Linked DNA regions of Homo sapiens: region 1 is linked to region 2. A link is a loop called in an ENCODE intact Hi-C map of the cell type or tissue named here. Cell type or tissue: IMR-90. All regions are shown on one strand. Links, peaks and the distances in the headings refer to the core of each region. The heading gives the core; the rest is flanking DNA.

What was found. A loop is a pair of places that touch in the nucleus more often than their neighbours do. Peaks named below come from ENCODE experiments on the same cell type or tissue, not always from the same donor. Only the 100,000 strongest peaks of a DNase experiment are listed, where the experiment ranks them.
Region 1: it touches region 2 in a loop (3-fold over the local background); 1 of 110 quality-filtered maps calls a loop at or near these places.

Annotation. Positions count from the first base shown.
Region 1 is chr11:7,889,977-7,895,353 of GRCh38, forward strand. All of the region lies in intron 1 of LOC283299 (a long non-coding RNA gene), which reads right to left. Among named protein-coding and RNA genes, the nearest start is that of OR10A6, 39 kb to the right of the region's middle. In IMR-90, for the core only: a CTCF peak has its summit at 2,978 (motif pointing right); DNase peaks (open chromatin) are centred at 2,295 and 2,995; H3K27ac peaks cover 1,310 bases.
Region 2 is chr11:7,569,421-7,574,797 of GRCh38, forward strand. The region is part of intron 3 of PPFIBP2 (PPFIB scaffold protein 2); the gene reads left to right. LOC105376535 (a long non-coding RNA gene) reads right to left here. Exons shown (of 4, transcript XR_007062579.1): 4 at 1-2,451. Among named protein-coding and RNA genes, the nearest start is that of PPFIBP2, 58 kb to the left of the region's middle. RefSeq lists enhancers at 4,451-5,275, 5,276-5,377. In IMR-90, for the core only: a CTCF peak has its summit at 2,431 (motif pointing right); a DNase peak (open chromatin) is centred at 2,461; H3K27ac peaks cover 1,683 bases; H3K27me3 peaks cover 423 bases.

The sequences.
Region 1 (5,377 bases), core at 183-5,182, 320 kb after region 2:
AGCTCAGCAGAGTGCCCAGCTCATAGTAGACACTCAAATCATTATTCATTATATTTTCATGCTTCTATATTTTTCTTCTTTTGTTACAAAATTTTCACACTGAAATGTTCTCCCTCTCTGCTCATGCTCTTCCTACTGTGATGTGTTGATCTTTTGTGTCAAACTGAAACTGCTTTCCATTTCAGGTCATCTGCAGAGCATTTGAATGATAGGAGGAGGAGATGATGGCGCTGCCATTTATCTGTCAGATGTGTCACTCTCTGTGAGGGGCTGGCCTCTCACAGACCTGGGGTTCCACGGGCTGCAGGGAACCCACCCGAGGTAGAGACCTCTGGGCTGGGCCCCTTGTTCTTTCCTTTCACTCTGTCGAATCCTTGGCTTTTATTTTTCTTCAGGGAAAACATGACGGTGTTTTTCTTGTAGATTTGTTTTGTTTTATTTTTACTTCAGATTCATGTGCTTATATTGGACAAATCTTAAAGCTTCCACATGTTATCCAGGGAAAAATGTATTGCTTTTTATTGAGTTGAGACTGATCAAGCTATCAAAAATTCACACTTGGCTGAGGCTGTCTTAAGTTTGGTCAACTTCTCTAGGTTCAGCAAGATTTTGTAACTATTACTGAAGTCTGTGGTGGCAAAGGGGCTCCGTGAAGGGAAACATCTGGATTTAAAGTAGACTTTAATTACATCTCACACCCCTGCTCTAGACCAATGTTTAAAACCCCAGGGAGAAGCTTAAAAGTGTGACTCCGTTTGAAACTCAGGAGTCATTTTAACCTAATTGCTCCCTTATAGCTTAAAGCTAACACCTAAGCCTTTAAGAATAAACTCATAGTCCCTGATTCCTGACTGTATTTGCCCTGAGTAAGTGCTCCCACAGGATCTGCACACTATCGCTAATTTCAGTAAATGTTTTCACGGTCTTGGCTGTAGAGTTAATGCCTAACAAGTTCCAGAGGAACCAATTTCCTGCTGGAGGAAACTTCCTTACCAAGTTTCCTAATTATTCCCAGTCATTGCCCTGTAGAATCCAACTGGCCAGGGGAGGCTGTTAATAGGCCACAGGTGACAGCTACAGTTAGGTTACCAAGGAAACAGATCAACCATGCAGAGAGCGATGTTTGACACAAGGAGACCAGGGACCCGTAAATACATGTATTTCCTGCTGCCTCTTGTTTCCTGAGGTGGGGGGAATCAGGACATACATCCTTCCTCTCAAAGTCATTGAGAAATTGACTATAGTGAATTCTCCCAGCCAACATTCTGAAACTTTTTGGTCTCAAGACTCCTTTATACTTCTAAAATTTCTAGAAAACCCCAAAGAGTTTTTGTTTATGAAGATTATAGCAATTCATATTTACTATATTCAATATTAAAACTAAGACATTTAAAAACATTTATTTAACTCATTCAAAAATAATAATAACTCCGTTACATGTTGACAGAAATAACAATTTTGATCAAAGATATTTAAAAGGATGTTATTGTTTTACATTTTTGCAAATCTCTTTAATATCTGGCTTAGAACACAGCTGAATTCTGTTTCTGCATTCAATCTGTTGTGATATAATGCATCATGTAGCTTCTGGAAGACTACTGTACATTCTTGGGCAAATGAGAGATAAAAGGCAAATAATATTTTTAAATTACTATGAAAATAATTTTGATCTCACAGTACTCATAAAAGTGTCTCAGGGTCTCCCAGAGGCCCCAAAACCAACTCTCAGGACAACTATTCTAAACAAAACCGCACTAAAAGATGGTCATTGAATAGCTTTATCTGAATGAAACACAAAGCAAAGCAATAGACCAAGAGACAAGTTTACAATTATGAAAGTGGGAGCATCTGTGCTCTGCTCTTCATATTTCTGCTACTTTCGGCCATCCTGACCTACAAGGACTTCCAGCCTCTTGTCCAGACATCCTTATAATGACATCTGGCCCTAACACCAAAAATAGATTTACTACAATTTTCTTTTGAAACAGTGACTTGAAATTCTATAAACTACCAAGTATCAGCAGTCCATAGAGTTTTTTAGCAAAGGCTACAATGTTAGCAAAAAGCAGGTAATATTTGGCAACAATAATCACAGAGACTGAACAAATTTTCATTCGTAATAAACGCCTGATTTTCCCCACCTTTATAAAGGCCTGTCTGAGAAGCCAAAAGATAGGGGAAACACGAACTTTCTAAAAAGAATTGCCCTTATGTACTTCCCAGAAGTGGTTGTATCTTATGCCCAAATTGCATACGCTGATGGGATGGATTCTTTGGATGCCAAAAGAGTTGCACAAGGACACGTGATGATCTCAGGCAGTGTGTCAGACCTCCAAGAACATCCAGTATTGATTTGAACAACTCTGCCCACAATCTCTGCTTAAGACCTATTATTCCAGGCATACAGTCTACCCAATCTGGCCACCTCTGTAAGGCTGTTTGAGCCTGAGCTACATATTGGAGACAAGATCTTAGTGCACAGTCACTAACGCAATGCCTGGGGCACTTAAGCCCAACATGGGGGTACTTTCAGTTCCTGTTCTTTTATCACATGAGAGACAGTAGAATACACCTACTAGTCAAAAGCACAAACTCTGAAGTCCAAGAAATCTGTGTTCTAGTCCTACCCTGTCACAAAATAATTTTGAATATTTGGACAAATTATTTAGTATCTTTCAGCTCCTTTGTCAAATGGTATTGTTGTGAAGATTAAATGAGTTCATACACGTAAGGGACTTAGTAAGGTATAGAGTATTCAATAAATACTGGCTATTTTTTTAAGGGACGGGGTCTCCCTATGTTGCCCAAGCTGGTCTGGAACTCCTGGGCTCAAGAGATCCTCCTGCCTCAACCTCCAAAAGTGCTGGGATCATAGGCATGAGCCACCATGCCTATAGAGATAAATGTTGGTAAACCATAAGCAAGTTTAATTCCCTGGACTTTCAGCCGTGAGAGTATAGCAATTACACACTGTAGCCATTAGATGGCAGTAAGAATTTAGTCTATCTTTTGGCATAAAGCGCCAACTATTTCCTGGAGTTTTTATTCATCTAGGGCTTGGAGGCTTCACCCTCAAGCTTCTTCTTAGATCCACTTCCTTTGTCCTTGCTACCCTGTCCCCTGGTCTCTTAATTTGAACTGCTTGGTCTCTGGAAGCCCTGTAACATCATGGGTCTCTACTCTTCCCTCTGGTTTGCACATACTACATCCATTTGTGTCTGTCTCTTCCTCAGATACAAACCACATCAGCACAGGGCCTGTGCCACACTGATTCAATCTCTCTCCTCTATTGGATTTTTTTCATGGGACTTCAAACATTCTGCAATCTCTCCAGCTTAAGAAGATCCTCCCTGGATCAGGCAGCCCTCTCTAGGTATTGCTTTCTAACTCTGTCCCCACAATTCAGACCTCCGTTTTGAGCCTGACCTATATACCCCAGCTATCTATTTGACTGATTTCATGCAGGCATCTGACACCTTAGTCATTCAAAACTGGATTTCACCCCCAAAAGCCCTCTCTTCCAGCAATCCATATCTCAACAAATGGAACCCCCATCCACTCTCTCCTCCAACCAGAAAGGTAGGCTTATCCCTGACACCTTTCTCCTACCCTCTCCCCACATATAATCCTTACCAAGTCCTGTCAATTTGATTTCTTAAATATGGGTATAAACTTTCACATTGCTGCCTTTCCACTGCAGAGGTGTCAGGGATAAGCCCACCTTTCTTGTTGGAGCAGAGAGTGGATGGGGGTTCCATTTGTCGAGGTAAGGAACACTGGAAGGGAAGGCTTAGTCCAAGCTAAGCTAAGGTGAAAGTCCTACTCTCAGCTGGGCCACAGCAATTGCCACTGCCTTGTCTATTATCTTCTCAGCAGCCAGAATGATGTTTTAAAATACAAATTTGGCCATGTGACTACTCAGTGTTAAACCTTTCCCTGGCCACCTATTGCTAGTAGGTGAAGTTCAAAGTTCTTATTGTACCTACAAGGCTTTGCACAGTCTGCCTTCAGCTTATCGCTCCACCCTACTCCTCCCTCTCCCTCTCCAGCCCTCTCCCGTTCCTGAAGTGGCATCAAGCTCCTTCATATTCATACCTTCAAACACTTTATTCCTTCCAGATGAACTGCTCCCTCCTCCACAGCTGGGCCTGGCTAACTCCCATCATCCTTTAAGACTCCATTTAAGTGTTACTTTCTCAGGGAGGCCTTCTCTGTCCTCAGCACCACTCCTCTCCCTGCCACCCCTCCAGGTTAGATAAGTTCTTCCTATTATAATCTCAAGGTATTTTGTGTTTTTTCTTTATAACAGTTATCACAATTATAATTATGTTTCGTTATGTATTTATCTAATAATCCTCTCTCTCATTAGACTATCTTGCTTATCTTTGTGTTCCCAGCACCTGGCACAGTGCCTAGTACATAAAAATCATTCAACAAACATTGTTGGTTAAAGATTAAATGGCTTTTTTTCCTCAAACTGGCCATTCTCACTCTCACAGTGTCTTGGCAGAAACTGCTAGAAAGTAACAGCCCAACACACACACACACATACACACACACACACACACACGCACACAGAGAAAGAAAGAGAGACATGCACCAAATATAGTCTCTATACAAATAACACTCATCCTTCACTACTTAATTCAAATGTCACGTCAACAATGCAACCATAAGAAAAAACTAAAAGTAGACATTGGCTTTGGGATGGGAGAAAGGACAGAATCAGCAAGCATCTTGAGGATATTGCTGATGAAAGTTTGAAGAGCTTCAAGGAGACGGTTGATATAGAACTTGCAGACAGTGAGGAAAATGTTATCAGATGCTGGATTAAAGAACACCCAAAAGATGCCTTGGCCAAACAGTTAACAAAATCATCACTGCAGCAATGTAGAAAATAAAAAAATATATCAATAAAATGGCAGATCTGACTAAGGATATTCCCAGGCAGAATATCATAAGAGCTGATTTCTTTTAGCTGCATATAATAAAATACTAGTAGAGAAAAATAAGCTAAAGAACAAACTATTCAGTTTTTTAACAGAATATGGAGAAAATGTAAAGGATCCGGAACTTGCTATATTCAAAATAAATATGTCCGTCATTCCCAGTCTCTTCCAGTGAATGATTTTGAAAGAAAGAAATGGTTTGGGGGCAAAGATCAAATTCAGGGAGTGGTTTGTAAGACCCTTTGTTAAAACCTTAGAAAAACCTTTAACAAAAAAGAACTCCATCCTGCCTGATCAACAGAATACTGTGGAAGTCACATTGCTCCAGTTTCTTGGATCAGACCTTGAGTGACTGGCAGATTCCAGAATACTCAAACACTCACCATGGTATGTGTCATTTTTAAAAGGAGGGGTTGGGAGAGTTTGTG
Region 2 (5,377 bases), core at 247-5,246:
CCTGCTCCTTGGTAAGTATAATGAGGAGAAGTGGGCTCTGGGCCTAGAAGGGCATGTGCAAGGCTTTCTTAATGGGGATACCCTCTGGGGCCTCAGTGGGGCAAGGAACAAAGGGCTTGGATTCCCTTGGTCTAGGAGCAGTATTTCCTCTGGAAAGTTGGTGAATGAGGACCTTGTATAGAGGGTGTCTTGGGGTCTAAGATGGGCTGGGACCTGGCCTGCAGAGGAAGCATCAGGGAGGCTGTCCTGCCTGTGGTGCAGCAGAGCAGTGTTACCCTCAGGAGATGGGAAGGTAGTCCTTTACAACTGGAAGACACAGCCAAGCTCAGGGTCAGTGCTCATGGAGGATGAAGCTGAGGCCCTGGCTGGAAGGCTGAGGCAGCTCTTTTGTGATGGGAACAGAGCTGAGTTCTAGAAAAGGGGCAGCCTCCTCCTTCTCTGTTTACTATGGTGAAATGTAGGATGATGCCCTCGGGAGGGTGTGGTTATTTCAGTTCAGGAGCCCCAGAACCCCACAGGTGGTCCTGAAGCCCAGAAAGGGAAGCAGTGCTCATCAGTGGCCCTGGCATATGCTGGCATGTAATCATCAGTGGCCCTGGCATGTGGTACCTGGCCCAGGCAAGAAGGACCCGGTACAACTGTGACCACTTCCAGGATTTTGGCTGTGCCTTGAGTGGGGCTTTCCCATGGTCTGAAAGGGGTGTCTCTACCCCTCCACACCTGCTTGGCTTGGCTGGTGGTTAGTGGCATAGATCTTTGGCTAGGTTGGGTGGTGGAAACCTTAGACAGGATAGCCAGTCAGATTCAGATGGGCTCTACAGGGCTGGGGATAGCCAGTTAGCTGGGAGGAGTAGACCTAGGCTGATACACAGTGTTGATTCGTGTCCCAGGTCTTTGGGTGACGCCCAGAAGATACCAGAGCCAGCAGAGTCTCCATATGAAGTAGCCATGGGTGCTTCTCTAACAGTATGTTATGTACACCCTTCATCTCCTACCAGCCAGCCAGTCTGTTCTGCTGTTTAATACATTGGGTATGGGCCAAGGAGATTCTTGGTGAAGTTTCAAGATGAAGCCAGAGAAAGGGCAGGCAAACCCAGCAGCAAAGTGAAGGCAAGTCAAGGAAGAGCTCAGGCTCCAGGGTGAGGGGTGGTGCTTGGCAGAGAACCCACAGAAGGGCTGTATGTACTCTAGGCCCTGTTTGGAACTGGGGTACATGGAGTAGGCTTGGCCATCCAATAGGAACCCAGGCTTTTCTTTGCAAGGTCTCAAGAGTCCTGGTCAGTGTGCTTGAGCAGGTGAAAGCAGATTGAACCAGGGTGAGGGAGTATGGAAGGTAGGAAGGAGTTAAAAGGCCAGGGTTCTACCCTGGCTCTACCACTCATGAGCCTCTTCTTCACTTCTGTGGGACTCAGTTTCCCTACTGGAAATGACAGCTGAGTTTGAAAGTGTCTGCAAGATCTGGCCAAGCATTCCAATTCTGCAGTTTGTTCTGGGGGCTATATGGAGTGGTCTCTTTGTAAGCACCAGCCTTTGCCTCCCTCAGTCTTGACCTCTTGGGTTCCAAAGTGTGGAGACAGGTTAGGAACCTCTCAGTTTACTGCTGCCCTTATGTTAGAGCTTGATGGAGGCCCACATCTCAACAGTGGAGAGGCAAATCTGTTTACCATATTGAAAAACCTGAAGAGTTGCTCTCCTGAATGAGCAGCCTCTGCTGGCCCCAGCTGGGATAAGTGCTCACCTCTGATAGCCCAGCAGTCAGTTCAGGTGCCCTCAGTTACCTTTTTAACTAGTTTCCCAAGAAACAAAGAAACCCAGACCCAGGCTGGGGAGCACAGCCACCCCCCCTTCTCAGCTCCAAACCACCTTGTCACAGATGGCGGTTTCTTCAGCTCCCAGCTCCTCAAACAAAGCCCATACATTCCTGCCAGATTCAGCTTGCAATCTTTCATTCTGTCCAAGAAGCAAATCTGTTTACCATATTGAAAAGCTAGAGGAGTTGCAAAAAAAAAAGTGGAGAGAAAAAGCTGTTTTATGAATTATAAAATGTGAGCTTGAATTTTTTTACCATGGGATTCATTTCTGTATCTCCAGAATGGAAAACAAAAGATAGTCAGGATACGTGTGTGTTGAACATTTCAATTTTGAAAAGTTACAGAAGGAGTTTTGTAGGTAAACCTTTTCCTCTGGATCTTAGAGGAGGGAAAATTTGGTGCTTATTTTTCAAGAAAAAAAGTAGAGCCTGTGTGAGCCGATTTCCAGCATGTTTTCTTACCTCCCCTGTGACAGGTGTGAACTTGAGTGAGAGATGAGAAAGGAGTAGGTGTGTCCGTGCTTTCTTTCTGCGCTCAGCTCCCAAGGGGCTCCTGGGCCGGGCTCAGGTGGCATCAGTGGTGGTTCTTTGTCCCTGTGCAGTGCTGGAAGAAGCCACTAGGTGGGAGTCAGGGACAAATGCTGGGAAGTGAAATCCCAAAGAATGAGGTCAGCATGGGCTTCATATGAGAAAACAGCTTTTAATTTTTCTTTTTCAGACAAAGATAACATAAGCACCTCTCATTATTGAAACTGCTTAACTGCACCTGGGTCAGCTGGCAAAGATAATTCTTTGCCATTTTCCTTAGAAACAGTGGACAAAGGGCAGTCAAGAGAGGGCTCCACTGTTTAGGGTGGGGGAGAAGAGACAGGGCTGGTCCTGGGATCATAGACCTGACCTTCCCCTGTGGATGTGGGGAGACCTCTCCAGACTTCTTGACTGCAGTGCCTTCTGCTGGGGTGCTAGTAGGTTGGCCCCTTCCATTCCTGCAGGCATTTCCTAGCCCACAGTTTATGTCACGCCCTGCCCTAGAGAAGCTTCCTGTCCCCTGGGGGATTTTGAATGCCCTTTTCCTGACACAGCAGCCAAGACTGGGGGCCTTCAGCCACTGCAAATTTAGCAGTTTCAATTTTCCTGGATCTTGATCCCTGCCCCCCAAAGTAAATTTACCCTACTAAATTCTAGCAATCCGGCTCCTTTCAGACCTGACCTAAAGAGACTATTTCAGCCTCTAAGAACCAATGTTTATAAATGACCAAGAATGTGCAAACACTGGTGAAAGAGCAAATAAATCCTTCCCCACTATATTTCCTGCTTCAGGCCCAGGGGCCGTGGTGGACAGTGTTGCCAGGTTAGCATAACTTGAGGTCTGAGCACGTAGACACCCACTTACCCTCCACCTACAAAAGAAAATCCTGCCAGAGATACACTACCAAGAGCCTTCTGCCCTTTCAGATACCTGCTAGTGGGCAGGCAGGCTCCAGGGAATTTATGCTTCTAGGCAAGTTTGTTTAGTAATCTATGTTTCGAAGAATGTTTTGTTTGTTTTGTTTTGTTTTGTTTTTTGAGACGGAGTTTTACTCTTATTGCCCAGGCTGGAGTGCAATAGTGTGATATTGGCTCACTGCAATCTCCACCTCCCAGGTTCAAGCAATTCTCCTGCCCCAGCCTCCCGATTAGCTGGGATTGCAGTTGTGCACCACCACACCCGGCTAATTTTTGTATTTTTCGTAGAGACGGTGTTTCACCAGGTTGACGAGGCTGATCTTGAACTCCTGACCTCAGGTGATCTGCCCACCTCAGCCTCCGAAAGTGCTGGGAATACAGGCATGAGCCACCATACCTGGCCTTGAGGAACTTTTGAAAGCGGTTTCCTAACTTCTTACTCCTCCAAGTGTTGTCCTGGGACCAGTAGTACGAGCATCACCTGGGAGCTTGTCAGCAGTGCACAACAGCAGGCCCCATACCCAATCTACTGAACCAGAATCTGCATTTTTACTAGAACCCCCTCAGGTCCAGGCAGTTCATTCTGGATGGGGAAGCACTGTCCTAACCCAGGGATTAGCAAACCATGGCCCACAGTTAGCCCACTGCATATTTCTTACACTCATCAGCTAAGAATGATTTTTACATTTTTCAAGACTGAAGAAAAATCACAAGAATGTTTTGAGATGGGAAAATAATATAAAATTCACATTTTGGTGTCCATAAATAAAGTTTTACTAGTACACAGCCACACACTGGTTTAGGTATTGGCTGTGGCTGCTTTTGCACTGCAAATAGGAGAGTTGAGTATGAGATAGACTACATGGCCCACCAAACCCAAATATTTGCCATCTGGCGCTTTACAGGAAAAGTCTGCCGACCTTTGTACTGATCTATTTTGGAGGTGCATTCTCCATGCATGTGTTCTGTGGAGGCTTGAGCTGCAGTGGCCAGGACTTCCTCCACAGCACTCTTCACTCCCTTCCCCCGCCTCCCCTTCTCAGCGGGCCCACTGTGCACCATGTCTGTTGAAGGACACAAGTTTACATCTGACTTATGAGGATTTATGAGGGAGTGTCCTGGCAGCTGCCACCTATGGCCCAGAGGTGAAGGCTCAGGGCTGAGCGGAGCCCAGGATGCCTGTAGGTGATAGGTCAGTGGAACAGCACGTGACCATGAGATTCCTCTCAGTTTACAGTTCTGCCTGATAAGATGCTGCTGATTTCTGGTAGGCAGCAGGAGTAACACCTCAGGGGGCCTCAGCTCCTTTTTCAGCCATTCCCTCAAGTACTTGGAATTCCAGCCAGGTAGGTGGCAATCCTGGGGTTCTCTTCTAGACCCTAGGACAGGGGTGGAGCAAGCTACAGTGACTTTCCCCGGCAAACCTGACCACCCTGGCCTCTTAGCTGTGTTTTTACTCCCAGAATGCTCAGCCTCACAGTCTCCTGCCCTTTTCCCACAGCTGGCTGCTGCATGTTGCAGGCAGTAATGAATCTGTTTGTAGATGAGCAAAGTACTTCCAGGAAGGCCTTCGGGACTGTTAGGTCACTGTAGTGACCCGTATTTGTGTACCCTTTGTGCTTCCTGAGGACTTCTGTCTTCAGAGAGGGGTCCAGTGAGTCTGAGACACCACCTCACAGGAGCAGTATAATGGGAGCAGCAAGCCCAGGCCCCCGAGCTCCCAATAACAAGGGGAGCCTAGACCTTTGGGAGTAACTACCTCGGCCAATTAAAAGCTGGGCTTCTAGCCTTTTGGGAGTCATGGACTGTTCTGATAATCTGACAACTCTTTTTCAGATAAAGATTTATGAATACAAATAGTAGTACTTTCTATATATTTGACGAACATATTTAGGGGCTCATCTGATCCCTGGAATCCCATCTGTAAATCAAGTGAGGTGCCCTGGACAGGATGGACTTCTAGGGCAGTGGTGCAGCCATGGGTTTGCCTTGCCAGGCCAGTGTGATGAGGGAGCCACGACAGGGACCCAGCTGCCCCTGGGGGTGGGGTGAGTGAGCGAGGAGGTGCCTTAGCTTCTGAATCCATCCCATTTCACTCAGCCCTTCCCCTTTCCCTCCTGC